Regions from separate parts of the Mus musculus genome. Here all the other regions are linked to region 3. Evidence: chromatin loops called from intact Hi-C (ENCODE). Cell type or tissue: left cerebral cortex. All regions are shown on one strand.

What was found. A loop is a pair of places that touch in the nucleus more often than their neighbours do. Peaks named below come from ENCODE experiments on the same cell type or tissue, not always from the same donor. Only the 100,000 strongest peaks of a DNase experiment are listed, where the experiment ranks them.
Region 1: a loop joins it to region 3, with 2.0 times the contacts of the local background. A loop is called at or near these places in 2 of 42 quality-filtered maps.
Region 2: it touches region 3 in a loop (7-fold over the local background); 36 of 42 quality-filtered maps call a loop at or near these places.
Region 4: a loop joins it to region 3, with 3 times the contacts of the local background. A loop is called at or near these places in 12 of 42 quality-filtered maps.

What each region holds. Positions count from the first base shown.
Region 1 is chr17:45,622,329-45,630,328 of GRCm38, forward strand. It overlaps Capn11 (calpain 11), which reads right to left. Exons shown (of 22, transcript NM_001013767.2): 22 at 7,876-8,000. It overlaps Gm52283 (a long non-coding RNA gene), which reads right to left and starts at 4,623. Exons shown (of 3, transcript XR_003952231.1): 1 at 4,302-4,623; 2 at 3,895-4,191; 3 at 3,435-3,793. In left cerebral cortex, CTCF peaks have their summits at 4,691 (motif pointing left) and 7,798; DNase peaks (open chromatin) are centred at 4,340, 4,682, 7,438 and 7,853; H3K4me3 peaks cover 895 bases; H3K27ac peaks cover 460 bases.
Region 2 is chr17:45,548,909-45,556,908 of GRCm38, forward strand. It overlaps Tmem151b (transmembrane protein 151B), which reads right to left and starts at 769. Exons shown (of 3, transcript NM_001013749.2): 1 at 375-769. The coding sequence starts at 491. Nfkbie (nuclear factor of kappa light polypeptide gene enhancer in B cells inhibitor, epsilon) reads left to right here and starts at 6,792. Exons shown (of 6, transcript NM_008690.4): 1 at 6,792-7,406. The coding sequence starts at 7,033. In left cerebral cortex, CTCF peaks have their summits at 1,166 and 3,394; DNase peaks (open chromatin) are centred at 925, 1,584, 3,378 and 6,734; H3K4me3 peaks cover 2,797 bases; H3K27ac peaks cover 2,184 bases.
Region 3 is chr17:45,474,235-45,482,234 of GRCm38, forward strand. It overlaps Spats1 (spermatogenesis associated, serine-rich 1), which reads right to left and starts at 704. Exons shown (of 8, transcript NM_027649.3): 1 at 565-704. The coding sequence starts at 580. In left cerebral cortex, CTCF peaks have their summits at 690, 4,404 (motif pointing right) and 6,390 (motif pointing left); DNase peaks (open chromatin) are centred at 687, 4,422 and 6,393; H3K4me3 peaks cover 1,154 bases; H3K27ac peaks cover 2,296 bases.
Region 4 is chr17:45,638,591-45,646,590 of GRCm38, forward strand. It overlaps Capn11 (calpain 11), which reads right to left. Exons shown (of 22, transcript NM_001013767.2): 4 at 5,164-5,282; 5 at 4,239-4,372; 6 at 3,878-4,046; 7 at 1,213-1,296; 8 at 1,033-1,118; 9 at 820-894; 10 at 479-642; 11 at 105-280. Among named protein-coding and RNA genes, the nearest start is that of Gm52283, 16 kb to the left of the region's middle. In left cerebral cortex, CTCF peaks have their summits at 4,439 (motif pointing left) and 5,779 (motif pointing left); a DNase peak (open chromatin) is centred at 4,392.

The sequences.
Region 1 (8,000 bases), 150 kb after region 3:
GCTGCCACAGAGTGGCTCACAACCTTCTGTAAGTCCAGTCCCAGAGGATCCGACATTATCTTCTGACTTCGACGACCACTGCATGCATAGACAAGTGTGTCTATGCACCCATAGACCATACACATAAAATAAAAATAGATGGACTCTCAAAAGAAAAAAAAGAGGGACTGGAGAGATGGCTCAGCAGTTAAGAGCACTGACTGCTCTTCCAGAGGTCCTGAGTTCAATTCCCAGGCAACCACATAGTGGCTCACAACCATCTGTAAGGGGATCCCATGCCCTCTTCTGGTGTGTCTGAAGACAGCAACAATGTACTCATATACATAAAAGAATAACTAAATCTTAAAAAGAGAGAAGAATACAAAAGGAAAGGGAAAAAAAAAAGAAAATGGGTTTTTCATGGGCCATATCTTAGCCACACCAGTATTAAGATACATCAATCTTATGGTGGTAAAAGGCCCTATAATATGCTCAGATATTTAACAGATTTTTAACTCCATTTATTCTAGCTATGGATACTCAATGAAAGATTTGGGATAAATCTTACCCTAATTTGAAGAAAGACATCAATCTCTGAACAGCAGCATTCAGGACCTTTTAAACCTTAAGTGCAGGTGATTTCTTTAAGGAATTTTGTTTTGTTTTGTTTTTCGAGACAGGATTTCTCTGTGTAGCCCTGGCTTTCCTGGAACTCACTTTGTAGACCAGGCTGGCCTCGAACTCTTGAAATCTGCCTGCCTCTGCCTCCCAAGTGCTGGGATTAAAGGTGTGTGCCACCACTGCCCGGCTAAGTAATCTTATAGTATAACCAGGATTAAAAAATTAATTAAGAGCTGAAAAGACAGCCAGGTTAAGAGCACTGGCTCTTCCAAAGACCAAGGTGATTCTCCAGCATCTACATGGTGGCTCACAAGCATCTGTAACTTAACTTGAAGGAGATCTGTTATGGTCTTCTGATCGCTGAGGGCACTGACCAGGCTTGCATATGATACAACACACATAAATACAAAATAATAAAAACAAACAATATTTGTATTTTGCATATAAAAATAGATACTGAAGGGGGTCGAAGCATTTGAGAATCCTTATTAAAAGTAGGTTTTGAAAAATCTAAGCCGAGCCGGGCATGGTGGCACATGCCTTTAATCCCAGCACTCAGGAGGCAGAGGCAGGTGGATTTCTGAGTTCGAGGCCAGCCTGGTCTACAGAGTGAGTTCCAGGAAAGCCAAGGCTACACAGAGAAACCCTGTCTCGGAAGAAAAAAAAAAAAAAAAAAATCTGAGCCTACACGATACTACACTGTCTCATTTCCTTTTTTTTTTTTTTTTTTTTTTTGGTTTTTTTTTTTTTTTTTGGTTTTTTCAAGACAGGGTTTCTCTGTGTAGCCCTGGCTGTGATGGAACTCGCTCTGTAGACCAGGCTGGCCTTGAACTCAGAAATCTGCCTGCCTCTGCCTCCCAAGTGCTGGGATCAAAGGCGTGTGCCACCACTGCCCGGCCTTCATTTCTTTAAGACTTCTTAAAATGTATTATTTTGCCGGTCGGTGGTGGCACAAGGCTTTAATTTCAGTACTCAGGGGGCGTAGGCAGGCGAATCTCTGTGAGTTCAAGGCCAGCCTGGACTACAGAGTGAGTTCCAGGACAGCCAGGGCTACAGAAAGTACACCCCATCTCAAAAACAACAACAAAGAAGTATAATACTATGTACATGGCTGTTTTGCCTGCATGTATGTGCTTTGTATGTGTGCCTGGTGGCACTGGAGCTATAGAGAAGTCTGAATAATCGTGTGGGTGCCGGGGATGGGAGCCAGGTCCTTTGGAAGAGATTTTAAAGCCAGTGCTTTTAACCACTGAGCCATCTCCTCCGACTTTTCATTTTCATCTCTCTGAGTTCGAGGCCGGCCTGGTCTGCAGAGTGAGTTCCAGGACAGCCAAAGCTACACACAGAGAAACTCTGTCCTCAAACAAAGGAACAAACAAACATCACTCTGTTACAATTTTCTTTTTTCTGTTACTATGAAAACCCTATCCAACTGTTACCACGTTGGAGCATGGAATTTGGAGTGACCTAGGCCTGGGTTCCCAGACCATGGTCAATCATACTTGGTTTCAAAATAAACTCTTTTATTCCCTTTGAAGTCAAATTGGGGATTTTTTCCCCCCATCAACAAAAGGAAGGAGGGAGAGGCGGGGTTAAATGCACTTGCTGCTGCTGAAGAGGAGCCTGGTGTGGACCCTGTATCCATAAGGCAGCTCACAACCAGCTGTAACTCCAGTCCTAGAGGACCTGAAGCCCCTTCTTGTCTCTATGGGCACTGCATGTACAGGTACACAGGCAGACACGTAGACAAAGCACAGGCACACATAAAATATAAATAAACCTATTTTCAAAAAAGAAAAGAAAAGAAAGTGGTCCTAGAATTTTATAAAGAAGAAACAAATAAAAAGCTAAGAACAAAGATGAGCTAAAACTCGAGACAGCTTATAGAAAATGAACCCTAAGCCACAGCCAAATGTATCTTCTCATCTAGGCTGCAAGGAGACACTCGGCTACCATTACTCCTTTAACAGACTGGAATACTGCAAAAAGTTCGCCACATGCCCTGCTTCTGAAGCTCTGGGGAGACAGACAGCAGCTGGTGGAAGCGCTTGCATACCACCCTAGATAGGGAATATTTTTTGTTTGTTTGTTTTCGAGACAGGGTTTCTCTGTATAGCCCTGGCTGTCCTGGAACTCACTTTGTAGACCAGGCTGGCCTCAACTCACCTGCCTCTGCCTCCCGAGTGCTGGGATTAAAGGCATGCACCACCACGCCCGGCTCTAGGTAGGGAATTTAATGCTCATACAACCACAGGTGTGTCTCTCTCCAGCCACCTGTAGGAATACCTGCACCCAGCAGTTACTTTGAGATCCACCATCTTTGCTAAGCCATCCAGCTTGTCAGAACACCTTTACTTTTGTCTTTCTTCTCTATTTCTTTGGAAGACTGGCCAAAGCCCACTCACTTTAAGAATTTCTTGCTCTTTCCCAGAAGTTTTCTCTTGTAATATGGCTTCCAGAGGTGTGGGTGTCTCTCTTCCTCTTGGTCCTCTTCCTTCTCCAAATGGCCTCAAGATTTAGTTTGCCTGCCCAGAGGCTCTCTTTTAACCTTTAATAAGACTGACCCAGAGTTTCCTTATAATTTGGTTCTTAAATCCTTTTATGGTTGAGACTAAGACTTCCCAAAAGGGGAACCCAATTTTCTTTGGTAACTTGTGGAACCCCAGATGAGACTCCCCAAAGTTTATGGTGACATGTGACTACCACAAATGGATCCTAAAGAAGCTACTCAAAGCTGGGCAGTGGTGGCACACGCCTTTGATCCCAGCACTTGGGAGGCAGAGGCAGGCGAACTTCTGAGTTCTGGCCAGCCTGGCCTACAGAGTGAGTTCCATCACAGCCAGGGCTACACAGAGAAACCCTGTCTCGAAAAACAAAACAAAACAAACAAAAGAAGCTACTCAAAGGGCAAAAGGGGTGACTGAATTCTAGGACCTTAGAAGCCATCTGGGTGGCAAGTCTAGCCACAACAATAGTTATCTCAAAGCAGACCCTGGCTTCATCACTTGAACCTAATGAGGCCAGAGGAACGAGCCCGAGGAGAAGCCAAATAAGCTAGACATAGGCTGGTGCTCTTGAGTGCCTACTAAGGGCGTCTGGTGTTCTTGGTTCTGGCTTCTCTTGGTATTTGGGCTTCGGTTTGCAATGCTGAGCTGTTTATATAAACTCTTGGCTGCTCCCAGCTGGATAAAATCTAAAAAGGAAAAAGGGAGACAGGAAAAAAAAGAAATATTAGCACTGGGATGACATAAACAGGTACAGTGTTGTCTCATTGTGTCAAAAGATTGGAAACACCTGTTAATGAGCTCCTAAGTGCCTGAGCATGGTCGTTCGTGCCTCGAATACCAGCACCCAGGAAGCTAGGCAAGAGGACTGCCAGGAGGTTGAGGCAAAAAAGCCAATACAGGAGACTGGAGAGATGGCGCGGAGGTTAAGTTCTTCCTCTCTTCCTCTGTCCTGCTCTTGCTGAGGATCAGAGTTGAGTCCCCAGCACCCAGGTCAGGTAACGTTACCCACAACTGCCTGAAACTAAAACTCCACGGGATCGGACACGCTCTTCTGAACTCCGATGGCACCTGCAACACACGTGGCCTACACACACACAGTGGTACATACAGAAAAATAAGTCTTTTAAAATATATAAGAAAGTATAGAGTGTACTGGTTTATAGACAATTTCTATAAGCTCTGCCCAACAGTTACCTAGCAACAGCGTGCGTCATCACTCGCCTCCAGGTATGAGCCAAGTACAGTGGATAGAAGCACTGCTTGCTACCCCAGACCCCTTCCTCCTCTTCCCACGTGTTCTTGGCCGGCCTTTCTCTTTTTCTCCCCTTCGGTCCTTCTCTGTCTCCTTTCCCCCTTTCTCTGCCTCTACCCCTTTACCAGGTCCCTGATCTCCTCCCTTCCCACAATAAGCCTCCTTTTATGCCTGTCGCATGGCATCATTTCTCAGAAGGACCCCTCGGCCGCAGCATAAGTGGGGTTTCTGAGAACCTGTTGCAGCTGCTGACTCCCAGCAGTACCCAATGGCATAAGGGAAAGGAAACGTCAGACAAGAGCGCGATAGAACTCTCTACCGCCATCTAGAGGACTACGTGGGAATCATTTGCCTCTGCTGGGAAAGCTTCAGTCTTCCGGTTGATTCTGTTTCAAGTTGGTCCAACACTGAAGAAGTATTAAATATTAAGTGGCCAGCTGAGGAGATGGCTCAGGAGGTAAAGGCGTTTGCTGCCAAGCCTCATAACTTGAGTCTGTCTCTGTCTCTCTCTCACACCACAATACATTGTGTTTAGCGCTAAAATGGCAATTTCTTATATGATGGCAGCCAAACAATTTTTGTGGATTTAGTACTTTAATGCTTCGGTGGATCTCAGAGGGAAACTTTGGGGATTCAGTTCTCTCCTTCTGCCATAAAGGGTTCTGGGGATCGAACTCAGATCGTCAGACTTGGCAGCAACTGCCTTCCCCTGCTGCTGAGCCCACCTTGCTGGCTCATAAAATAATAAACTCTGTGTTTTACATATTCTGCCACACTGAAATAAAGTAAAATTTCATTTGAGTGAGCTCGTTCTCTTTGCTTCTTTACACTGGTTGTTTCCAGACTGGATCGCATTTGAGCTCATTGCTTTTAAGTGCTACATTGCTTTTAAGTGCTACCTAGTATTATGTGGTTTTCCAGATCATTCCAGACCCCACTTTCTCAGAGACCAAAAGACTGAACAATGGTGATACTTTGAGGGAGGCAAGAAGCAGGGTAGAGTTGTTCTTCTGACATCAAAGAAAGAGAAAGGGGGTGGGGGAGGGGCAACATCTGTGGAAAATTGGCAGTTGGTCATCAAGAGATGAAATCTAGATTGCCAGGGACTCAAATCAAAGTCAGCTCACGAGTGGTGTAGGCTGACATCTCTGTGCCCTAGGCTAAGGGGGAAGAGCAGAAATGTAGTCAAACAGCCTGTGGGGACACATCCTTGGGAGGCCACAGTGGGGACAAAACCTCCTAGGGCGGTGAGGTGCATAAGTGGCCATATGAACCCACTGGGATGGAGTCAAAGGAAGAATGGCGTGTCTTGTTTTCTGTATTTTAACACAAACTGTATACAGCTATTGCCGGCAAATACTTACTGATGTCAAGGGTCAAGTATTCTCACTCTGCCTGCTTGTTTATTTACTCGAGACAGGGTTTCTCTGTGTAGCCCTGGCTGTCCTGGAACTCACTCTGTAGACCAGGCTGGCCGAGATCTGCCTGCTGGGATTAAAGGCCTGCGCCACCAAGCCCTGTTTTGGTTGAGACCTTTTGAAAGTTCAAAAGACCTGTTAGTTTTAGAACCTCTCTAAGACTGCCTGTTGGGATGTCCTGCCATCCCTAGGGAGATGAGCTCTGTAGGGAGAGAGTCATGTGGAGAATAGGCTCAGAGGCTCCCTGGAGAGTGTGACTGATCACAAGGCAAAGGAGAGGAAAACAAAGGGCTGGAGGGACAGGAACCAATTCCTCAAGGGACAGTCAGTCGGGTGTGGCCATGAGAGGGGGAAGAGGCAGCTCTGTACAAGCTGACTAAATTGATCTTTAGAGTGACAGAGAAGGGGTAGGGCTGGAGCACTGGGAAAGGATCTCAAAGGATGGCAATCCCAGCTGTCTGCACAGCGTCTGTCCCAGTAGGCTCTGCTCTTCAGGAAACTGCAAACTGTGTATATATAAACAGACGACAGATCAGGTCCATGGTGTGATTTATTTATTTTTTTATTTATTTGTTTTTTTCCGAGACAGGATTTCTCTGTGTAGCCCTGGCTGTCCTGCAACTCACTCTGTAGACCAGGCTGGCCTCGAACTCAGAAATCAGCCTGCCTCTGCCTCCTGAGTGCTGGGATCAAAGGCGTGTGCCACCACTGCCCGGCTCCATGGTGTGATTAAGGGAAGGTTTTTACTGTAGGGACGAGAGAGAGAGAGAGAGAGAGAGAGAGAGAGAGAGAGAGAGAGAGAGAGAGAAGATTGAATATGGCCGGTAGAGAGAGGTGGGAGAAGGAGGGAGACCAGGAGAACACAGGCAAAAGACTGGAGTGGAGAGAGAGAGAGAGAGAGAGAGAGAGTCAAAATAGCAGGGTTATAAGACTGAGCAGGTGTAGGAAGGGCTGAGAGGAGCCAGGATGCAGACATGGACTCTGCAATGTGTAACAGACACGTGTGACACTCAGGGAACTTTGGTATACTAATAAACACCGCAGGTAGCTACTTGTTCCCTCTGTTAGTGATAAGGGGAAAGGCTTCTCTTGGCAGAGGTGGGACTGGCTTCCTAAGTTCCTGACCTATGTTGGCTTTTGTCTAACTGCCAGAATTTGGGGGAATTTGCAGAATTTGACAGAAACCACCGGTCCCTAGGAAGCTGTACACAGAGGCAGGAAGTATCCTGATTGCTCTGTGGAACGAAGGTTTAATCTAAGGGAAGTGGTTTAATCTAAGGGAAGCCTTATCTAGGAGGCTGAGTCACGGGAGGAAGGTCCTATGGTGGCATTATTACTGGCTCTATAAGAGAAGGAAGAGCGAGGACCAGGAAGATGGCCTGCCACTCAAGCCTGATGGTTGGGACCCAGGGATTCACTTTAAAAAGCCAGATAAGGGGGTACGCATCTGCAATCCAAGTCCTGAGATGAGATGGAGAAACACCAGCTGCTCTCAGCCCACCCAGCCAGTCCGGAGCCCGTACAGCAGCCGGAAGACAGACCTCCAGTCGCCTACCAGAAGGGACTCCTCATTGTGTGGTCTACCAGCTGGCTCTTGCAACTAACTGCCTGTCCTTTGATTTGGTTGGTTGGTTTGGTTTGGTTTCCAAGACAGGGCCCTGGCTGTCTTAGGAACTCCCTCTGTAGACCAGGCTGGCCTGAACTCATAGAGATCCACCTGCCTCTCAAGTCTGGGGATTAAAGGCGTTGGTCACCCCCACCACTCCCAACACACACACCTGGAGCTTGTCCTCTGATCTTTGAGACCCCTGCGGTGCGGTCTTTGGAGGAGGGGCAGTTTGAGGGAAAATAGGACAAAGGCACCTCAAAGCCTTGTGGCCTCTTGGCTTTGTCAGCCCCAGGTCAGGCTTCGCTGGCCATTGGCTCAGTGGCGCCCCTCCACCCCACAACGTTCAACGCATCTAAGAGTTCCTAATGTTTTCAAAGCTTGGGGCTGAGCTGCGTTTAACATCCTGTAACCCTGCAGCGCCCCCTAGTAATTTGTAGACAAGCACATTTGCAGAGCCCCTCTTTGGTATTGAAGAATTAAGTGGGAAAATAACCTTGTCCTCTTTATTAGAATAATGTGTACGACGCGGCGCGGGGAGGCGATGGAATTCCTGACAAGAGGGCGGGCTAGGAGGCGGGTGTGAGTTGACAGCACGCGGGAACACTTAAGCTGAA
Region 2 (8,000 bases), 75 kb after region 3:
AGGCACTCTTCTTGCCTCCGAGCACTCCCAGTCCTCCCTCCCGGCCTTCAAGGTGGGATGCCGCCCACCATCCTCACCTGGGGGATGGCCTAGCCCTTCTCTGCTAAGCCGGGGGTCTGCGAGGCTCCGCCCAGGGCCCCTCCCCCTGCCCCGGACCCCCGTGAGCCCCGCCCCCGACACGGCCCCTTCCTAGCCACAGCGGACTGCGCGGGCAGCCAGGTCGGGGCAATGCTGCTGGACTGCGGCTGCAGCGGCCGGCTCGGGGTGCGGGGCGCCGGCCGCTCTGCGGCGGAACCGGCGGGGACCGCGCGAGGTGCGGGGGATGGGGGCCAGGTCGCGGTTGTACGGGGGAACCGGGGACCGCCGGCTCTCACCTCCTCTCGGGCGGGGCCCTCGTCCGCCGATGCCATGGGCTCCTCTGGGACCCCGGAGCCGCCACCGCCGCCGCCGCCGCCGGCGCTCTCTCCCGCGGCCGAGCCAGGGGGGGACATGGCGTAGAGGGGGCGCGTTGAGCTCAGGACCTCCCGGGGGGCTGCCAGGGGCCGGGGGCATCCTGCGCTGGTCCTGAGGAGGGGGCGCGAGGGGCGGGGCCCTCTCTGCTCCCCACCCCCCGCCGGGGGGAGGGGGCCTAGAAAGGGCACGGGGGAGGCTGGAGATGGGGGGATGGGTGGGAGGGCGGACTGAAGGGGCCGGGCTGGGGGGGCCGGGGCCGGGGGCGGGTGTCACCTTGAGGCCCTCGCGGCGCCGCTCCGCCTCCCGCCCGCTCCCGCCGCCGCCTTTTGTCTGAGCCGAGCTGGAGCCAGCGCGCCCCCCCTCTTCCTCCCAGTGCATCAGAGCCCCGCCCCCAGCCCCCCAAACTCCGCCTCCCCCAAGCCTTCCTAATAACCACCACCACCACACCGCTAAAGGGGAGAAGCAACAGGGGCTCCCCGCACCCTTTCTGTCTCTCGGCCCTGTTCACCGCATCTTCCTTCCGCCTGCCCCTTCTGGGAAGATCTCAGCCTCAACTCCTCTCCAGCTGTCCTCTTAGAAGGGCCCTGGCGAGCGGGAGGATCAAGCAGCGTCGGTCTCCCATCTCTGGTCCCACAAGTCCTTGAAGCTGAAGGCTGGGGAGAAGAGAATGAGTCTGGACATTTTAGGGAAGACCCTTATTCCTAATTTGTATGGTAAAGGGTTAAGGCAGAAGCCGGACTCTAGAGGCGCTGAAGCTAAATCCAAGAAAGGACTACTGGAGGGCAGAGAGAGGAGCCGCAGGGAGGCTCTCCCTCCTTCCCAAGAGCAGCCCCAGAAAAGCGATCAAGTGCATCCAGTTCTCTAGAACGGGGGGGGGGGGGGGGGGTGTAAAGGACACCTGAGTCCTAACTCTTAATTCTGGCCCTGCCATAAGTTGTGTGGCCTTAGACAAACACTTTCTCTCTCTAAGCCCTTGTTCTGTTCCTCCCGGGTACAATGAAAAAGTCCACTAGTCTGCCGAGGTAGGGAGGTCAAGTCACAGACCACAGCAAGCTGAGTGACTGCCAGTAGCCAGGCCCTGTATGCTGCCCACCCACTGCTGCTTTTCCCTGCGTTGACTAAGACACACAAGAGACTGGCAGTGTTCTGCCTGCGTGCATTCCTGGTGTATCCATAAGTAAACAAGTACTCGGCACCTACTGTATGTCATGTATAGAAATAAAATGCAATTTCCTACCTTCAAAAGGCACAGCCTAGTTGAGGAGAAGACATGCAAACCAGTCATTATAATAGATTGTGATAAAGACCGGGCAATGGTTGTTCTGGGTGTGAATAGTCACTGTGCCAACCCACTGTGTTACTGGGGTCTTTGTCAGACAGTAACTGTTCTTCCTTACCCGGAGGAGACCAAGGCATGAGGAGGACAAGTGAGTGCTTACGGAACCACCTGCCAGCACCCACAGGATGACTCCTAGACTTCAGAGCTTTCTCTTTGTGAAGGGAAGTGACACACATCTGAGACAAGAGGATCAATACTTAAGGCCAGCCTGGACTAGATACCAAAACACTGTCCAAAAAAAAAAAAAAAAAAAAGGGTGTTAGGTAGTAGGTTGGGGTGATAGCTCAGTGACAGAACACTTGTCTAGCATTTGGGAAGAACTAGCTTCAATTCCCAATTCCAGAAGTTCCTTTGGAGCAGGGGATGACCTTGAGGCAGTGTTGATATCATATCTGATCTCTGGGGTTAGGAAATAAGCATACTGAGGTGCCAGGTTTCCCCTTGCCTCTTCGGATCAGGAAAGCCACTCCTTGTATCCCCCCACCTCTGCCTGCTCCCCCCACCCCAGTGCTTCTGCTTCCACGCCCCATTTCCTATTCCTCCCTCCTCAGAGAGAACAGATGGTCTTCTATTCACCTACTGCTTTGAAGTGTCAGCCTGAATGACCCTCTTTAGATCAAAAAGTCCGTTCTCTCCCTGAACAGGACGTGCGGAGTCTCCAGAAGGGAAAACTTCTCCTTCCCACCCATGACACAAGAGAAATCTTGATACCTCATTCTAGTGGCTCCAGCCCACTGCTTCGCAGCCAACTCTAGCCCCTCACTCTGGTTTCAGCCTGTCTCACCACATTCTGTCTTCCCTGTACAGACAGAAGGCCCAACACAGGACTCTATGCTGTCTCCTAACCTACATGAACGACTCATACTTTCCATTTGGCTATTGCCTTCCCCCTGATGCCCATTACTGTCTGTCTCTCAGGGGACTCGACCTCAAACAGAGGACAGCTGTAAAAGGGACAATTCCTGGGGCTGGAGAGATGGCTCAGCTCTTAAGAGCACTGACTGCTCTTTCAAAGGTCCCGAGTTCAATTCCCAGCAACCACATGGTGGCTCACAACCATCTAATGCCCCTTCTGGTGTTCTGGTGTGTCTGAAAACAGCTACACTGTCCTCATATACAGAAAATAAATAAATAAATCTTTAAAAAAAAAAAAGGACAATTCCCTTTGGTCAACTTCAGAACTCCCAAGAGACTACTCCCATCTTCTCTGGTCATAAACAATATCTTTCCTTGGAAGCGCCAGGGAATGGGGGATTGAAAGGAGGGGGCAGTGAAAGAAGTTGACCGCCTGGTCACCATGGAAACTGGGCCTGTTTCCCTGAAGATAAGCCTAGTGCAGTGGGCAGGGGTGGGAAGTAGGGCTATCCAAAGAGAGGCAGAGAACACCAGCACCCAGCACGGAGGGAGGGGCTGGGTAGCGCCACTGGCAGAAGGCTGATGTTAATAAAAGTCAGAGCCTGACCACATTGCAGCTTGAGTCAAAGGTAGCACTGCCACTGGGTCCTTCTTCTAACTCCTGGAGTGACAGGCTTCCTGTCAGAGTATAGGCACTTTGGTTGAGGCTGTCGGTGGCTCAATGCTGACCTCATATGGTCAATGCAGGGATTGCCACACACCTGTTAGGGCTCAGGCCCATACACCCAGTCGGGTTGAAATAGTTATCCTTAAATGTGGCTTCTTTGTGAATTAGAAAAGTGGTCCCTTGCACTCCTGTAAGTCGGGTTCCCCCATCGATGATGTTTAGACCTTGGTAAGAGTTTCAATGAAGAAAACTTATAAGACATAGGATTAGGTCAAAAAAAGCAAGTTCTGTTTTTCTAACTATGGGTTCTTGGGCAAGCCAGCTAACTTCTCTGGGCCTCGGGCAGGTTTGGTTTTTTTTTGTTTTGTTTTGTTTTTTTGTTTTTTTGGTTTTTTTTTTAACCCGTAGTTTATACATTTGCTCTAGATTTTGAGAATGGAAGGGGTGCATACAGGAGAGGACGTTGAAAAATTCTGAAGTCACATTAACCCCAAAGGAGCGTCTGTCTGTTCAGTTATTCTTTGTTTTGCTCAGCGTGTTGATTTGGGGGGGGAGTGTTTAGAACTAAGGATCAAAGCTAAAATACATTCACCGGGTAAGCAGCATCTATCCCTGAGCTACATTCCTAATGGCTGCCTCAGTTCCCTAGCTGTCCTGTCATGACTCCAGCCTGCCTTAAGCCCAGCACATCTTGCTAGTCCTCCAGGGGGACTTAGAGCAGTGAGCAATCGAGAGGATGCTCTTCTTTTTTAATTAATTAATTTTATATCCCAATTGTTGCCTCCCGCCAGGTCCTACCTCCACAGAGTCCTCCCCCATCCCCTTCTCCTCTGAGAGGGTTAGGCACATCCTCTCCCACTATTGGGAAATTGACTCCACAGACAGACAACAGCTTTAAGGACAGCCTCTGTTCCAGGTGTTGGGGGATGCACATGGAGACTGAGCTGTACAAATGCTACATATGTGCGGGGGAGGGCTCAGTCCAGCTCATGTATGCTCTTCGGTTGATGGTTCAGACTCTGAGAGCTCCCGAGGGTCCAGGTTAGTTGACTTTGGTCTTCCTGTGGGGTTGCCAATGCCTTGGGGGCCCTCACTCCTTCCTCCAACTCTTCTATAAGAGTCCCTGACCAGTCCAATGTTTGGCTGTGGGTGTCTGCTTCTGTCTGAGTCAGCTGCTGGGTGGAGCCTCTCAGAGGACAGTTATGCTAGGCTCCTGTCTGCAAGCATAACAGAGTGTCATTAATAGTGTTCGGGATTGGTGTTTGCCCATGGGATAGGTTTCAAATTGGGACAGTTATTGGTTGGTCATTCCCTCAGTCTCTGCTCCATCTTTGTCTCTACAATTCTTTTAGACAGGCCAAATTTTAGGTCGAAAGTTTTGCAGTTGGGTTGGTGTCCTGTTCCCTCCACTGGGGCTCCTGCCTGGCTCCAGGGGGTGGTCTCCTCAGGTTCCATGTCCTCACTGTTACACATCTTGGCTAAGGTCACAGCATTGACTCCTGGGAGGAGAGGAGGCTCTCCTCAACTCTTTCCCTCGCCATCTCCAGCTCAAGTTGAACCAACTCTGTCTCTTTCCCCACTGAATAAGTAGTTGGCCCTACTATGTGACAAACATTCTACATTGTGATTGCCAGAAACTTTCAAACATTTTATTTAAAGGAATTTTATTATTAAAGGAGTGGTGGTACACACCTTTAGTCCCATCACTCAGAAGACAGAGGCAGGTGGATCTCTGAGTTCGAGACCAGCCTGGTCTACAGAGTGATTCCAGGACAGCCAGAGCGCACAGAGAAACCCTGTCTTGACAAACTAAGGTAAATAAATAAGAGTTATTTATTTTTTATTTTTATTTTATGTGTATAAGTGTCTTGCCTGCATCTGTTCATATCTAGTGTCTGTGGAGGTCAGAAAAGGGCATCATATTAGATCTCAGATGGTTGTTAGCCCACCTGTGGATGTTGGGAATTGAACCTGGGTCATTTTCAAGAGTGGCTCCATATGTTTGCAAACGAGTGAATGGATGAAGAAAATAAGGTTTTTTTGGGGGGGGAGGCAGAAGAGAATGGCTCATAATAGCTATCTCTGCTAGCTCCCCCATCCCCCAGTACCAAGGATGCAATGAAGCTGTTCCTATGGTTGGCAATGGTCTTCTAAGGGCATTGCTAGCCCCAAGAAAAGAGCAGCAAGATGCTCCATCTCAGGGATCGCCTGTGGGTGGTGTTCTCTCAAACCCTAGTCATGTTGAAGAAAAGCAAGAAGGGAGGGGAAAGACTTCAGGGCTAGGGTGGAAACTTCAGTAGTGTCAGGGGCCTCCCCACCCTGGCTCCACTGTGAGGAACTAAACTTCTTTGACTGCTGGGGGCAGCCATCTCCTGTACCTACCAAAGGCCAGTGCACACCCTGCAAGGAAGAAGAAACCCCATGACCACCAAGGCTTGTGAGATAAGTCCTCCCTAGAAAACCCACTTCCCCAGATCACATCCTCCTGCCAAGTCTATCATCAGGGGAGTTGACCCAGAACTGTCTATGAAGGTTTCCCAGGGAAAAGCTGCTCCCCTGAAGATAATAGATGCACTCTCTCTTACCAATCCCCCTGAGCACTGATTGAAAATAAGTGAAAAGGCAAGAGAAGTTGAGAAAAAAATAGGCAGAGGATAGCAAGCAGAGCCACCATCACCACCCCTTCCCCATCTGTGCTGGCTAGTCAGGCAACTTGATGGGAGCCAGCGTCATCTGAAAAGAGGGAACCTCGGTTAAAATGCCTCCATAAGATCCAGCTGTAAGCCTCTTTCTTAATTAGTGACTGATGGGGAAGGCCCACCCCATCCCATTGTGCATGATGCCATCCCTGGGCTGGTATTCCTGGGTTCTATAAGAAAGCAGGCTGAGCAAGCCATGGGGAGCAAGCCAGTGTGCAAGACGCTCCCCATGGCCTCTGCATCAGCTTCTCCCTCCAGGATCATGTCCTGTTTCAGTTTTGTCCTGACTTCCTTTGATAATGGATTATGATCTTGAAGTATAAGCCGAATAAAACCTTCTCTCCCCAATTTGCTTTTTGGTCAGGGTATTTCATTGCAGCAATAGAAACGCTAAGACACCCCACCACCACCACCAACCTACACAAACTCCCCACAAAGTAGCCGGTTTATGCAGAAAAGTTTTTTAAAAATACACTTTTTAAACAATTGAATGAATAAATGAATGAAGACACCACGGAACTAAAAAGAAGGAACAAACAAATGCACGGAATTAGTGAATGAAATAAAAGGGAAGGGGAAGAATGAGTGAATGAATGAATGGGCGAAACAATCCACGCAGGAGTGAGTCAAGACTGGTAACCAGAGACTCCCTGCCTACGCAAGCAGCAAACAGGGGGATTCCGGAGGGGCGGGGCTCTACCCGGAAGCTCCTTTGAGGGCGGGGCTGTGGGCGTGGCAGTGGCTGCGGGCCACTTCTTGGGTCCGGGGGCGGGGCGACAGAGAAGACCTAACTAGGGACCGTTCAGCTGCCCAAAGCACCCGCTGCGGTGGACCTGGCCGGCGCCCTGGACCTCTCGCTTTTCTCATCCGCTCCCCGCGCCTGCACAGGCAGGTAATGAAGCCGCTCGGAGAGTGACTCTGGTTCTGTTAGGCGGTCACACAAACCCGGAAAAGCTCGCTTTTGCACACCTCAGAGTTAGATCCCGCTGGACCCTGGACCCCGGGCTGGCGCGGCCGGCATGTCGGATGCGCGGAAGGGGCCGGACGAGGCGGATGATAGCCAGTGTGACTCTGGCATAGAGTCGCTGCGCTCTCTACGCTCCCTGCCTGAACCTACTGCGGCCCCAGGCTCCGGATCATCCCAAAGCGGCTGCCCACAGCCTTGGAGACATGCTCCGGAGACCCACAAGGAACCAGAGAAAGAAGATGCGGATGGAGAGCGAGCGGACTCCACTTATGCCTCCTCCTCTCTCACTGAATCCTTCCCCTTACTGGAGAGACCCGAAGCCAAGGATCCAAGCCCTCCCGCCCCAGGATCGCCGCTGCCCCCCGCGGGGGTGCTGAGCCCTCAGCAACTCGAGGCGCTCACATACATCTCTGAGGATGGAGACACGTGAGTAAACTGGCTAGGCTGAGATAAGATGTTCAGTTAGAGCCCCCCTCCGAGCTGCAACTGGCTGGGCTACCACCACCACTTCATCACCCGAGAGGATAGACCCTCACAGCACCTGCCCTGGAAGGGCCAGCCTCCTTCTCCAAACTCCAAACTTAACTTGCAACTTGCTTTTAAGCTGTAGCCAGGTTCAGACCAAAAACCAGACATCATCACCTCTTTTGGGAGTGGACAGGATAGCAGTGCCCTTGTAACCTAGAACACCAGCCACAGTCTTGAAAATCTACTAGTGACCCACTCCTGGGAAGAGGAATTCCCCCGCAACCAATTCAGTTTTTGTTTTTCTTGTTGGGGGAAGGAATGTCCCTGTTTGCTCAATATTTGGGATACCAATGCCTAACTTCAGAACACCCTAACCAGAGGGGGGAAAAAAGACTACACCAGGATTACAGGTTGTCATCTGAGCTCAGGAAGCCTGGATTAACGGTGCTACCTGGATGCCCATTTGAAAGTGGTTCCAAAAGAGGGACTAGACTGAGAATTTTTGCCCCCAACAAACAGGATAGGCAGCTGGCTGCCCCAGCTCACTTCCTC
Region 3 (8,000 bases):
GGCTACTCTGGGCTACATATGAGGTAGCAGTGCTTAGTCTTTAAAAAAAAAAAAAAAAAAAAAACCTATAAAGCTATGAGTCCAATAAACCTTTTCTCTCCATAAGCTTATACACCCATCCAACCTTTTGATTTCCCAGAACTCAATTGTATTTCTTTTCCACCTTAGTCATGCCCAAGTCGCTTTTCTCTGGAACCTTCTGCCGCTCTCTAGTACAGGCCGCTCTTGAGACAGAGGGAAGTTGGCGGACGGGATTGCCATATCCAGTATTCATGGGCTCACCAGTTCACACAGTGAAAAGCAATCGGACCCAAAAGGTGCTTGTTAGAAAGGCTATCATTCAAAACCAACAGACCCCATAAGTCATTGAAATTCAAGAGGCAGCGCAAGGGAAAAACCTAAATCTCACTGGACCTCCTAGCGGTGTTCACGGGTTTGAATGTCCTGCCCACTCCTCCTCCTCCTGACTCAGGGCTCCCGAAAGTACTCGCCCCGCCCCGTCCTTGGGTCTCCTTTCCACCTCTGAGTCCCACCCTACTTCCCTGGGGGAAGCCCTTCATCTACCCTTGGAAGACTCCATGGAGGATGTGGCCCAGATCAACGCACCAACTGGCAGCGGAACTGCCAAATACCAGGATGCAAAGCGAAAGCAAGGGCGTCTACCACCGCCTGCAAGGCTCGGTCCAGGGTTGCCAGGACAACGCGCCACTTCCCGCGAGCTGGCGCGCTACTCTTGACGCACCTATCTTCCTGCACCCGGCGCTCCGGCCTGGGTTGAGGATGGAGGTCTCAGACCTCAGAGCTGCAGAACCTCAGGATTTTGTTTTAGTTTGCGGCTCTTTTCCAACAACTGTCATTGCTACTTCTGTCACCTCGGGTGGCCGTGTGCGGTGCACCCTCTACAGAGCTTGCAGATGTCGGTGTAGAATTGGCATCCTGATTAGACAGGATTCACCCACCACTTACCGCTCCTTTTTCTGGGCCAGGCGCCCTGCTGGATGCTGTCTTGCCTCAGCAGCCAGCTGCGTTTTTCAAAATAGAAAACTGACTTTGAACAAAGGCTCGTTCAAGGTCATCCAGAAAACAGATTCACTCCCAAGTTCCACCCTTACAAAGCTATCTTTCTCTCCATGGTATAGACTGAAATTTATCTTTCTAACCCTTTCCCTAATAAATCTCACATAGAAACGCCCCCCATCCCAAGCTTAGTCTCTAAATTTATATTGAGACCTGGTTTGGGGGCTGGGCAGTGGTGGCACACGCCTTTAATCCCAGCACTTGGGAGGCTGGCTGAGGCAGGCAGATTTCTGAGTTTGAGGCCAGCCTGGTCTACAGAGTGAGTTCCAGGACAGCCAGGGCTACACAGAGAAACCCTGTCTCAAAAAAAAAAAAAAAAACAAAAAAAGAAGGAGGAGGAGGAGGAGGAAAAGAGAGAGAGTAATTAATATAATTATTCATATTTACTTGTGTGCTGTATGCATGTGCGTGCACATGTATCAGGGACTCACTTGCCCATGCATTTGTATATGTCAGGTGTCTTCCTCCGTTGCTCTCTGCCTTACATTTTTGAAATAAGGTTCTTGCTGAACCCGGAGTTCACTGTTACAGCAAGGAGTCCCAGGGAACTACCTATCTCTGTCCCACCAGCTTATAGATGTGCCATATGGCTTTTAGTAGGTCCTGGGGTTTGAACTCAGGTCCTCGGCTTGTGCAGAAAGCACGTTACCCACTGAACCCTCTCCACAGAGTGGTTCTGTTGTTAGTAATTGCATTGATTGCAAAAGAAACAACAGAAGGAGTATAGAAATCTTGAAACTGAGCTAGCCAAATATTGCTTAGACGGAGTAGATCCTCTCCAGGCCACGCCCTAACTGAGGAGTCATCCAATAGGAGACGGCCACTGGGGTTATAAAAAAGAAGCCAGAGCTGGACAGTGGTGGCACACACTTTTAATCCCAGCACTCTGGAGGCAAAGGCAGGTGGGTCTCTGTGAGTTTAAGGCCAGCCTGATCTACAGAGCGAGTTCTAGGACAGCCAGAACTATACACAGAAACTGTCTCAGGAAGAAAGAAAATGAGAAGGTGGTAATGTCAGAATGGCCACTGGTGGGATCAAACAGCTGAATATTGTCAGTTTCACAGGATTAATTTTAATTGTAAAATAGTAGTATTCCTATCAGGGACTGCAACAGGTTAAAGGCACTGACAGATTAGAAGACACCATCTCTCTCTGGGGCAGGAGCAAAGCATTGTTAAAGTGCTGTTAATTGCAGCTGAAGTGCCTTTATATAGTGATAAATCCTGTTGTAAGCATCCCTTTTAATGTGATTTTTTTTCCTTTATAAAAAGCTAAGACATTGGGGCCAGAGTGGCTTGACTTTTATTTTATTGAGTCAGGGTCTCTCTGTGTAGCTGCAGCTAGCCTGGAACTCTCTATGTAGACCACACTGGCCTCAACCTCACAGATTTGCCTGTCCCTGCCTCTGTGTCCTGAGTGCTGAGATTAAGTGGCTTGACTCCCCAGTTGACAGGTGTTACATCTTTCCCAGGCACCCTGAGTGCCCTGATAGGACTGGCATCCAAACAGCCAGGGGACTGCCCTTATGCTGGTGGCAGGCACTGGAACGCTCTGAGGAAGTTACACACCAACCCAACAACCGCAGCTCTCTGGCTCTTGGAGGCGCAACCCCACCTATGACTGCTTCCAGCCGCTTGCATGGCACTCATTGTCTTCAAAAGCTCTAGGGAACTCTAAATGATCTTGCCCCTGATCGGAAGAGGAACACTTTCCTGGCAGCCCAGCAGAAAGCCTGCCACTAGAGCAAACATAGTCCTTCATTTGCATGAGAGTCTGCTGTGATTGGTGCAGGCACCCCTGGCTATATAAGCAGAGTTCACAAAGCTCCCTTTGTATAGCATAGTAGGTACGAGACATGCTTCTGTGCACCGTCTTGGGATTGGAGTGGTTGGTAGGGCCAATAGAAAATGATCTTTTCATACTCTGTGTGTGCGCGTGCATATGTGTGTGTATGCATGTGTGCATGTGTGTGTGTGTGCATACATGTGGAGACGGTGGTCAAAGGCAAACATTTTCTTCAATCACTCTCTGCCCTATTTTTTGATAGAGGGTCTCTTACTGAATAGTTTACCTATCTAGTCAGCAGACCCCAGGAAGCCATTTATCTCTGCCTCCCTAGTGCTGGGATTAAAGGTACATTTCTCCTAGCTTTTAAAGATGGGTTCTGAAGATCAAACCCAGGCTTCCACACTCTTTACAGACTGAGCCAGCTTCCCAGGTCTTCTCGCCTAACTCCCTTAGTAGAGTAGACTCAGCTAGTAACAGAAAGATTGCAATGGCGGCGCAAGCAGCACTGGAGATTATAGCAAAAGACCAAGAAAGAAAACCCAAGAGTTCCTGAGAGCTGCCAAGCCATAGGGGCCAAGTTTCCAGAGAACTGTAACAGAACCCACCATGAAGAGCTAAGATAACAACATCCTAAACAATGCCCATGGCACTGGTTGCTGCACGAGGAAGGGTCCCAGTACCTGCGGCCTGTACAAGAACTGTAACCCTAAAAGGAGCAAGCCATCTGCTGCTGCTTGCTCTGGTCTGCCACCACTGCAGTCAGAGCCGCTGATGTTAAAGTTAAACCTCCAACTCGAGAGCCGTGAGTCTCTGGCTTCTAAAAGCTTTAGAACTCTAGACCTCTGGGCTTGGCCACTCGGCTCAGTTTGCCAGGACTGGAAGATCTTGGCCTCGTTGTTCAGTGATTCCTACGGAGCTCCTGCCATCTGATCAGAAACAGAGAGACTGGACTTGAGCCTGCATCCCTGACCTCTATTCTATGGGGCCCAGCTTTCCTCAGTTCAGTGACCTGGAGTTTGGTTCCAGGTGAGGTAGAGAAGCAGGAGCTGTGGACCACATGCAGAGCTGAGACCCTGGCAGTCACAGAACAGGGCGGGAGGGGGAGACTACAGGGACAGACAGACAGACAAAACACAAGACAGATGGTGTTCTCTGTTTTCCCACACCCCCTGCTATCCCATCCCCTTTTTGAGAGAAGCTGGGGCAGAAGTAAGAATTAGGTGTCTGGGGATAAGAGAAAAGCAGCCGGCCGGGCCACCGAGGAGAAAGATATCAGATAAACTCTCCCTCTTCCCTCATGGGTCTTAGCAAAGCACGCTGGGAAAAGAAAGTTGAGCCAGGCATTATCTGAGGAGTGTCATACATTGGTAAAAAGGCCGTGTGCTTGTTAACGCCAAAGAGCTGCAAGGTAAATTGGGTTGGAGGCCTCGCAGCTCCACCAAAACCCCTCCAGGAAAGCAAGCCTTCCCTCCTCAATATCAGAAAAAGGAAACCCACTGCCATTCATCGCTGGGCCTGTCTATACCACCGGTGTCCACCAGAGGGCAGTGTAAACCCAGGCATGGGGAAGAAGATGCCCGTCCTCTATCGCAACCTGAAGGCTGAGGCCTCCTGGGAGTCTCTGAGAAATCAGTGCTGGATGACACAGTCTGCTGAACCTGCAGTGGGGTAAGAACTTATAAGTTACCCCAGATCCAGCTAACGCTGCCAGCCAGCCCCAGATCTACAGTGGAGCTTACTGTCAGCTTAGGTCAGGATCCATAATTAGAGAGACCTTTTGTGTTCCAAGAATAGTGCTCAGGGAAGACTCAAAGGTGAAGAAAAAACAGACTTGGAAGCAGGTAAGATGGCTCAGGAAGTAAAGCGCCTGTCCCCTAAGCATGAGAACCCGAGTTCAATTTACCATACCGCCATAAAAGAGCCAGGCAGGCGTTTATCTTCTGACTTCAGGAGACAGACCGTTTTAGTAGTGAGCCTCGGTCCTCACTACAAGCCCACAGTCCCAGGCCTTCACATGAGCACTCTTTGCAGTGAGGGCTGTGTTTGTCACCTCATTACCTTCTCCGGGCTGTCTGTAGACAGTAGTCTCCTTCTGCTGCCTGCAGATCAAGATGTAGAGCTCTCAGCTCCTTCTCCAGCACCATGCCTGCCTGCATGCCGCCATGTTTCCCTCCATGATGATAATGGACTAAACCTATAAACTGTAAGCCATCCCCAATTAAAAGTTTTCCTTTATAAGAGTTGCCTGCTCACGGTGTCTCGTCTCAGCAATAGAAACCCTAAGACCAGACCCCAGAGCTCTAGGGAGATTAATCTGATAAAAGCCGGGTAAGAGGAGATGGGGCCAGAAGGGACGTGCTGGATATGAGAAACCAGCCATAGGCAACAAAGACAACATCTAAACCTGTGACTGGGGGAAATGTCCTTAAAATAGATGTAAAGGAAGGTTCGTCTCTGGGCAAGCTAGAAAGGGCAGAGATCACGGGGGATCACGAAGCTGGATTCAAGCAGGACGAGAGTTGACATCACATATTAACGGAAAGTAGAGGAGACTTTCTCTGTGGCCTGGAATTGGTACTTGACCCTCCAGATCGGGACAGAAGTATCACATAATCCATAGCGTTTTATTATTGTTCTTGGTTTTAGTTTGTTTTGACTCTGGGACTGTGTAATGCAAGCTAATCTCAGACTTAGGCAGAAGTTCTTCCTGTCTCTGCTTCCCAAGTCCTGGGGTGACAGATGTGCTGAAGTGACCCACAGTGTTAAAGAGAACATCCAGTCCAGTGGCAGTGGTGGCGCACGCCTTTAGTCCCAGCACTTGGGAGGCAGAGGCAGTCGGATTTCTGAGCTCAAGGCCAGCCTGGTCTACAGAGTGAGTTCCAGGACAGCCAGGGCTACACAGAGAAACTCTGTCTCGAAAAACAGAGAGAGGGGCTGGTGAGATGGCTCAGAGGTTAAGAGTGCCGACTGCTCTTAAAAAGGTCCTGAGTTCAAATCCCAGCAACCACATGGTGGCTAACAACCATCCGTAACAAAAATCTGATGTCCTCTTCTGGAGTGTCTGAAGACAGCTACAGTGTATTTACATATAACAAATAAATAAATATTAAAAAAAAAAGAAAAACAGAGAGAGAGAGAGGGAGGGAGGGAGGGAGAGAGGGGAGGGAGGGAGAGAGGGGAGGGAGGGAGAGAGAAAGGGAGGGAGAGAGAGAGGGGAGGGAGGGAGGGAGAGAGAGAGGGAGGGAGAGAGAGAGGGAGAGAGAGAGAGAGAGAGAGAGAGAGAGAGAGAGGAAGGAAGGAGGGAGGGGAGGGGAGGGAGGGAGGGGAGGGAGAGAGAGAGAGCAGGGGCAGACTCTTCCTGGGATCTAATAAGAAGCTATAAATAGTCAAACACTGCAAGACTTTATCCATTTTCCCAAAAAGAAAAAAGAAAGTATAGGGCTGGAGAGATGAGCACTGACTGCTCTTCCAGAGGTCCTGAGTTCAATTCCCAGCAACCACATGGTGGCGCACAACCATCAGTAACGGGATCTGATACCCTCTTCTGGTGTGTCTGACAGCTGCAGTGTACTCATATAAAATAAATAAATATAAAAGAAAATATAGACAACTGTTATTGGGGCTTTCAAACCAGCCAATCCTTTGAAAGTTAACATGGTGACATGGGTACCAAGATGCTGACTCCAGGGGAAAAAAAGAAAAAAGAAAAAACCTTCCATGTGCCTGGCCCCTGAATTATGAGGCAGAATATGAGCAGAGCCAACACCACTTGCTCGAGCCTGTGGCAGGGCTCACAACCCCAGGTTACCCACTAACCCTGCTCAGCAGGCATTCAGCAGGCATTCTGGAGGAAGCCATATGAACTGTCAGCATACATCCGCCTCCACCCCATGCCCACGCCCATTGTCATGCCCTGAGTAAGCACGGGCGTTGGAACAGTTGGCGTCCAAGTAGAAATGCTGTTTGGGAACGTTGTGGAACATGCAGAAGATATAGCCCTACTGGAGGAACTGGGTCACTGAGGGTGAGGCTTGAAGCTTCGAGACCCCTCCTGTCCTCTCTGTTCTCAGACTCAGAAGTAACACAATTAACTCCCCCACCCTCCTGCTGTTACAGGAAGCCCACCAGAGAACACCACAGTCTGTAGCCAAATGAGAGTCTTTAATTCAGCTAGCTGGGACGATACTCTGGTATTGAGGACCCAACTGTAGCCCCAAGTATTGAGTATTGAGTATAAGGTTTTGGGGTGTGTTTTTTTTTTAAAGGCAAAATTAACGTCCTGGTGTCTCGCTCAGCAGCTGCAGGGAGGTTTGCACAAGCAGGCAGTTTAACAGAAGCCAGCAGCTGCAGGGAGGTTTGCACACACACAGGCAGTTTAACAGAAACTAAGATAAGTTAGCCGGCTCCTAAAATGGGGTTGGGTAATTTTCCACAGGGCTTCCCGTCATGTGAAGAACAACCCTGCCTCCATCTTAGGCTTAAAAGCCAGCTTACAGTAAAGACAAACTAGGTTCCTTTCTTTTATGATTAAGCCTGTTTTTCAAGAGCTGGGCTGTACCTTACCTGTAACTATAACTGCTAATGGTACTGGACTGCCTGTTTCAAGAATGGCAGTCATGCCTTTGTTTCAAAAAGTTGTTTATAGCCAAGTTTTGCAACCCTACCTTTGTTCCAAAATGGATGTTATGGCTATCTTGGTATGACTTCCTATTGGTCTACTGTGTTGTAACATGGTCTAATATGTTGGTCCACATTCCAAAACCAGGTTCCTCAGAGCACCCCCCAGACGACCTTCATTGGCTCAGTGAGGACAGCCTGCCATCACTCACAGCCAATGGAACGTGTCTCCACCATTGCCACCCTCACGGTAGTTCCCCTACATGCATGCTCTGTAACCCGGCTATAAAGCCAGCCATCTTGACCTGGCCTGCCACTCTCCATCCTCGCTCAGAGCCGGCCATTTTGTATCCCCTTATCCTCAGTAAATCTCTTGTGTGAGGTTTGCTGCTTGGTGTCACCTTGTGGTGTTCCTTGCCTGCTGGTCACCAAGATGCCCTTTCCCCTACAAAACCATTCACTCCCTGCTGTTACGACCACCTTGCCTTCATATCTTTGTTTCCGGAAGCTGTTATGAT
Region 4 (8,000 bases), 160 kb after region 3:
AGGGGGAGGGAGGGGGAGGGGAGGAGGAGGAGGAGGAGGAGGAGGAGGAGGAGGAAAAGGAGCCAAAGGGGAAGCACCGGTGGCTGGGGATCCCGGGGACACACCGAGAAGATGACAAAGCCTATGGTGAGGAGCTGGGGTCCCTCTCGAGCATGTCTCCAGTTCTTCTGCATCAGTGCCACCAGACAGGTGCAAACCATTTCGTTTTTCTCAGAGTCATCCTCTGGGTCATCCACTTCCGGGAGAGAGATCTTGAACTGGGGGTTGCTCCAGAACGTCTCTGTGGAAGATCCAGGTCAAGGTGGTTGTGCTGGGGCAGGGCCTTCTGTCTTTGACTGGGCCCTTGTTGGGTGCCCTGAGATTCCAGCCATTCCTGCCTGGGTTCCTGAGGGCCGTGGCATTCCACAAACTGTGCCCTCATCCACCCTGCCTCTGTGACTTCCTGCCCAGGCCTAGTTTTCAGGTTGCCCTCGCCTACCCGGGTGGTTTCTGCAGCCCCCTGCAGTGCTTCCCCTTCGCCAGCTGCCCTCATAGAAGGTGGAGTGCCAGCGGCTCTTGTAATCCCAGGTGTTGAGGGCATCCGGGGTGAGGTTGCAGATCTCCAGCAGTGTAAAGTTGCTCATGAAGTCTTCATAGGACATCCTGGGAAGGGGAGGACGGACAGCGCTGTCAGTACACTCCACAGCCACACCTACGGGCCCTGACCTGACTGTGAAGGGACCCTAGGACCTCCTCACCCGAGGCACACCACACAGAGGCGATTGTAGGGAGATGAGGGATGCCTGTGGGGAGTCTGAGGCTCCTCCAAGCCACACTGACCAGAAATCGCCATCATCCTTCTTGTGTAGCAGCTGTACCCGAACATCTGGGCTCACCTCTTCCCACTCTGTGGCTCTGCCAAGAAAAAACAGTGGATGGGAAGGGCAGCCACCTTCAGAGTTCTTATGAAACCTCGAAGCACTGGGGACAAGAGTTGGCCCCACCCGTGACGTTGGCTTCCACAGGAACCCTGCTGTGTGTTTGGTCCCCTACTTGTCACTCCAGGCTCCATTCCATTCAACCCGACCCCAAGGATTTTGGATCCGAATTAGAGTTTCCAACTTGTCTCTGTAGTAGACCTGGAGGCAGAGAGGCATGGATGCTCAGGACCTGGGCAGGGGGTGGCTCTCCCATACCTGTGATTTCTAAGGGAGGCCAATTGCTTGTACTCACATCCTCTAGGCCAGTCACTGCATAAGCATGTCCTCGCACCAGCATGTTATGTGTCATGGTTTCTACTTCACTATTGTCTGTGACCTACAGAAAAGAAGGGAGAGTGTTTAAGATCTGGCCTGGAAATCCTAAGACAGCCATCATTTTATGTGATTTGTAACACGAATATTATATCTACAAGAGGGCATGTCTAATATGGCCTAGAGGCTTTCAAATTCTCTATGTAGCCAAGAGTGATTCTCCAGCCTCAGCCTCTTGAGGGTTTATAGACATGAGACACTACACCTTGCTTATACTTCACACACACACACACACACACACACACACACACACACACACACACACTGGCACAGAGAGGGAGAAGGGAAAGGAAGAGAGAGAGAAAGGGAGATGGGGGGAGGGAGGGAGGGAGAGAGACAGAGAGAGAGAGAGGGAGAGAGAGAGAGAGGAGACAGAGAGAGAGAGACTATAGATGTCACTCATGTGTGTGGTGAATGTGAATACATGAGATGGCCAAAGAAAGCCACTGAATCTCTTCTGTATTTTTTAAATAAATGCTTATTTTGATTTTATGTGTTATGAGAGTTTTGCTGCATGTTTGTCTGATACACATGTGTGTCTGGTACCCTAGGAGTGGCAGAAGGTGGCATTGGATTCTGGGGAACTTGGAGTTACACTTTGAGACATAATCTCTCACTGAAGGTAAAGCTTATTGCTTTGGGATATATAGGCTGACCAGCAAGTTCCAAGTCTTTATGCTCAGCACTGGGGCTATAGGCACACACAGCCCTGCTGGGTTTTTTGTTTGTTTGTTTTTTTGTTTGTTTTAATGTGGGTGCAGGGGATTTGAACTCAGATGTTTGTTTGTTTGTTTGTTTGTTTGTTTGTTTGTTTTTGAGACAGGGTTTCTCTGTATAGCCCTGGCTGTCCTGGAACTCACTCTGTAGAACAGGCTGTGCCTTGAACTCAGAAATCCACCTGCCTCTGCCTCCCAAGTGCTGGGATTAAAGGCGTGCGCCACCACTGCCCGGCTGAGATTTAGATCTCACATGGAGAGGAAACACCTACTGAGCCGTCTCCTCAGCTCCTGTACATTAGATTCGGAAGCAATTGGTGATTCACCCGCAGTAGTACAGGAAGAGCCTTTGTTCCCCTAGTTCGGATTTCCAATGTTTTGCAATGCTGTACTATAAGTTGAATGTATAGGAGTAAGCCTAGAGCACTTGGGAGGTGAAGGTAGGCAAGTTTCTCTGAGTTTGAGGACAGCCAGGAGTACATAGTGAGACCCTGTCTCAAACAAACAAACAAACAAACAAACAAAACCAAAAGCCTAAGTAAACAGGTAAGAGGACAAAACAAAACAAAAAGCTCACAGAACAAAGCAAGCACCAGGATGCAGGTTTTGACGCAGCCTGCATATCTCCCTCTAGCTTATGAAGTGTGTGTGTGTGTGTGTGTGTGTGTGTGTGTGTGTGTGTGTGTGTGTGTGAGTGTTTTTGGCTGTGTGTGTCTGCGCACTATGGAGGCCAGAAGAAGGTTTGGATCGCCTAGGACTGGAGTTACAGACAGCTGTGTGCTGCCATGTGTGCTGGGAATTGAACCCTGGTCCTCTGGAAAAGCAGACCGTGGAGCCACCTCTCCAGCCCCTTCTTCCTAGCTTTGTCCCTGGTCACTTGCAGTTGGCTGTGCAGCTTTATCACAGATGTAGTTTCATGGATTTGTCACCAAAGTTATGGGCCAGGTTCTTTACTGCTTGCATCTCTAAAGGGCCTTTGTGTCCAGGGTCCCCTCATCCTCTCCTTCCTCCCCTGACCATCATTAATACTCCAGGACAATGCTGTCATTACAAGAAGGTCATAGAGAGGCCCCTATTGTTAGGGGCTGTCGTTGTCTGTACTCTATGGCATGTAAGAATTAATTGGTTTAGCCTGGTGTGGTGGCGCACACCTTTAATCCCAGCACTTGGGAGGCAGAGGCAGGTGGATTTCTGGTCTACAAAGTGAATTCCAGGACAGCCAGGGCTATACAGAGAAACCCTGTCTCGAACCCCCCAAGCCCCCCACCAAAAAAAAAGAAAGAAAGAAAAAAGAATCAATTGGTTTAACTTAATTGAGTCACCCGCAGAAAGGCAACTAACTCCGATTTTCTTTGCTATTACGAGTACAGCCTGCAGAAGCAAGCATCTGTGTGCAGGCTTTGCGAAGAGTAAGTTCTACTCTGCCTGAAATAAATACCCCGCTCCCATAACCGCGGTTACATGGAAGCACTCTGGGTACATTTATTTATTTGAACAAATATTTGTTGAGTGCCTAATGCATGCTGGGTATCGTCCACAGTCCCAGGGTCCAATAGTGAATGCATCCCATAAAGGTCACTGCCAAAAAAAAAAAAAAAAAAAAAAAAGGTCACTGCCTTTCTGGAACCTTCTCCCTTCTCCCTTGAGAAGACAAGCTATGAAAATTTGCATTATGAGTTACTAAGGGGTCACAGAAAGAGAAAGTCGAAACAACTCGGAGGCTGTGCCCGGTGAGAACAGTCATTCTGCACTACAGGCAGACAAAAATTAGTTCAAGAAAGGGGTAGCTAGTGATGAGTCGTTGCGGGGTAAGAGCCTTGGGGTCGGGGTGGGGAGCGACAATATCCAACAAGACCCAGCTTGGCTTACTTCAATGGAACAGCCCATGAGGGAAGACTTCTCCAGGGCTTTCTTGAGGAGCCTTAGCATGTTGCCAGGGGGCTTCTGGAGCGGAATGCACTGTGCTACGCCGCCTGTGAAATCTTCCAAACCCTCCAAAGTGCTGCCTCCAGACAGCGCTCCGTAGGATCCGATCAGCCTGCAGGCAGATAGGGCGCTGTTAGGAGATGTCAGTTGGGGTGAACAGTCAGGCAGAATTGTGAGGGAAATGAGGCATGCCTTATCGTGGCCTGTCTCCTCCCCTGGTTCAGTTAGTGTCCTAGCCCACCTTCCTTGGCAGCCAAAGCCAGGCAGCTCAAGGCCAGCCTGGTTCCTGGCCTGGGCAACTCACTTGGCGTAGGCCTTCTCCAGCAGGGCGCTCCAGAAATCCTGGCGATGGGAGGCGTGCACGAATACCAGCTTGTTGTTCCTAGTGGGCAGCCGGTCGTCCACGACCACGTTCAACCAGTGCCCAAACTGCCAAAGCTGTGGGTGGCAAGGGGACATTTGTCTGCTTACAGGAGATCTGTCCTTAGAGCGCCCCCTCGTGGTCAGGACAAGAACATACCAGCAACAATTACTCAAACTGGAATTCTTTTGTTAAAAAAGGTATATATGTATAGTGTGTGTGTGTGTGTGTGTGTGTGTGATATCTGTCTGTTATTTTTCTCCTTCCACCATGCAAGTTTCAGGGATCAAATTCAGGTTGCCAGGCCTGGGGATAAGTACACTCATCCACGAAACCATCTTGACCAAGGCCCAGTCATTCTTTAGAACAGGCGAGGGAAAGTCAACAAAAGCCTTAAAATCTTAAAATACCTCCCTATTTTCCACACCTCCATCCTCCCTTCCTGTCTTTCCCCTGATCAGTTATCGGTTAAACATCCAGGTTATACCAATTGTATGGTGGAGATTTTCATGTACACAGGAGTGCCTAATGCGCATTTGTGGATGCAGGCACATGGACCACACACACACACACACACACACACAGAGAGAGAGAGAGAGAGAGAGAGAGAGAGAGAGAGAGAGAGAGAGAGAGAGAGAGAGAACAGGAAGAGAGCCACAAACAGCTAATTATTTTCTTTAGAGTTTAAAAAAATTAGCTTTCATAAGCAGATATTTCTCTGAAAGTTAGTTGAAAAGTATTCCCAAACAGTGTCAAAATAAGTACATACATGATCTCTCTCCCCCTCCCTTCCTCCCTTCCTCTCTTCCTGTCTTTCTCCTTCCTTCCTTCCACCCCTCCCTCCTTCTCTTTCAGGTCTTCCCTTTACCTGAAAGTGGAAGATGCCAGCATAGTTCTTCTTGAAGCTCTGATTTCTGGGCACCACACGGTACAGCAGTTTGGGGCAGGTGGTAAGGGAGCCAATGGCAGCCAGGAGCCAGCAGTCCCCTTAAAGGCAGGCAGGTAGGGATTGCCCCTTGAGCGGCCTCACATGTGTGGAGGTCCCAGACTCAAGGGAGTCACAAACCAGGGTGACACGCTTTGGTTTGGAGGAGTTTAGGCTAGGCTGCACAGCATCCTGGTTGCTGTCAGGACAGGCTCCTATCTGTTGAACATATCCATTCACCTCTCTCTGTGGCCCCCATTCCTACTCTGTGCACAGGTTGCAGTAGTGGCCAAAGGCCCAAGGTGTGTCTTGGAACACTTCTGTAATCTCAGCGTTTGGGTGGTGGAGGCTAAAAGGATTGTAAGTTCTTTTGCCACCAACCTGTTGTACAGAGTGAGACTTTGTCTCAAACCACTCAAGAGTTGGAGCGATGCCTAGCAGCTAAGAGTACACCTTCTCTTCTAGAGGACTTGAGTTCAGTTCCCAATATTCATAGCAGGTAATTTGCCACCACACGTCACTCTAGGTCTAGGGGAAATCTGACACCTCCCTCTTCTGGTCTCCACAGGCACTGCACTCACATGCACATACACACAAAATTCAGAAGGAAAATCTTGCCTGGTACATGCCTTTAATCCCAGGACACAGGAGGCAGAGGCAGGTGGATATTTGAGTTCAAGGCCAACCTGGATTGCAGATCGAGTTCCAGGAAGGAAAGGGCTATAGAGAAATCCTGTCTTAAAAAAAAAAAACAAAAGAAGCCGGGCAGGGATGGCACACGCTTTTAATCCCAGCACTCAGGAGGCAGAGGTAGGCAGATTTCTGAGTTCGAGGCCTGTGGGAAGCCGCCCCCACATTCGCCGTCACAAGATGGCGCTGACATCCTGTGTTCTAAGTTGGTAAACAAATAATCTGCGCATGAGCCAAGGGTATTTACGACTACTTGTACTCTGTTTTTCCCGTGAACGTCAGCTCGGCCATGGGCTGCAGCCAATCAGGGAGTGATGCGCCCTAGGCAATGGTTGTTCTCTTTAAAATAGAAGGGGTTTCGTTTTCTCTCTCTCTTGCTTCTCTCTCTTGCTTCTTACACTCTGGCCCCAAAAAGATGTAAGCAATAAAGCTTTGCCGTAGAAGATTCTGGTTGTTGTGTTCTTCCTGGCCGGTCGTGAGAACGCGACGAATAACAATTGGTGCCGAATTCCGGGACGAGAAAATCCGGGACGAGAAAAAACTCCGGACTGGCGCAGGAGGGATACTTCATTTCAGAACCAGAACTGCGGATCACGTTTATAAAGGTTCCCGTAACACAGACTGTTGAGAAGGATTCAACTGCCGAATTCAGAACTCATCAGCTGGGGAACGACGGTGATAAAGGTTCCCGTAAAGCAGACTGTTAAGAAGGATTCAACTGTATGAATTCAGAACTTTTCAGCTGGGGAACGAGAGTACCAGTGAGTATGTTTGGCCTTGAATTTTTTCTGGTGTTAGGAGCCCTTTTGTTCTTTTTCACATGCTATCAAGTGATTAAGATAGGGCTGAAAATTCTAGAGGAAATTCAGGACAATCTATCAGAAGTAAAGCGGGGAGAGAGAGTAGGAACAAAGAGGAAGTATGGTACACAAAATAAGTATACAGGCCTTTCCAAGGGTCTTGAACCCGAGGAAAAGTTAAGGTTAGGTAGGAATACCTGGAGAGAGATTAGAAGAAAAAGAGGAAAAAGGGAGAAGAAAAAAGATCGATTAGCGGAGGTCTCTAGGAGATACTCGTCACTAGATGAGCTCAGGAAGCCAGCTCTTAGTAGCTCTGAAGCAAGTGAAGAATCCTCCTCTGAGGAAACAGACTGGGAGGAAGAAGCAGCCCATTACCAGCCAGCTAATTGGTCAAGAAAAAAGCCAAAAGCGGCTGGCGAAAGTCAGCGTACTGTTCAACCTCCCGGCAGTCGGTTTCAAGGTCCGCCCTATGCGGAGCCCCCGCCCTGCGTAGTGCGTCAGCAATGCGCAGAGGGGCAATGCGCAGAGAGGTGCGCAGAGAGGCAGTGCGCAGAGAGGTGCGCAGAGAGGCAGTGCGCAGAGAGGTGCGCAGAGAGGCAGTGCGCAGAGAGGCAGTGCGCAGACTCATTCATTCCCCGAGAGGAACAAAAGAAAATACAACAGGCATTTCCAGTCTTTGAAGGAGCCGAGGGTGGGCGTGTCCACGCTCCGGTAGAATACGTACAGATTAAGGAAATTGCCGAGTCGGTTCGTAAATACGGAACCAATGCTAATTTTACCTTGGCGCAGTTAGACAGGCTCGCTGGTATGGCACTAACGCCTGCTGATTGGCAGACGGTTGCAAAAGCCGCTCTCCCTAGTATGGCCAAATATGTGGAATGGCGAGCTCTGTGGCAGGAGGCGGCACAGGCGCAGGCCCGAGCAAACGCTGCTGCTTTAACTCCAGAGCAGAGAGATTGGACTTTTGACTTGTTAACGGGTCAGAGAGCTTATTCTGCTAAACCTGATAAGAGGTATCAATGGAAGGTCTTACCACAGGGGATGTCCAATAGTCCTACAATGTGCCAACTTTATGTGCAAGAAGCTCTTTTGCCAGTGAGGAAACAGTTCCCCTCTTTAATTTTGCTCCTTTACATGGATGACATCCTCCTGTGCCATAAAGACCTTACCATGCTACAAAAGGCATATCCTTTTCTACTTAAAACTTTAAGTCAGTGGGGTTTACAGATAGCCACAGAAAAGGTCCAAATTTCTGATACAGGACAATTCTTGGGCTCTGTGGTGTCCCCA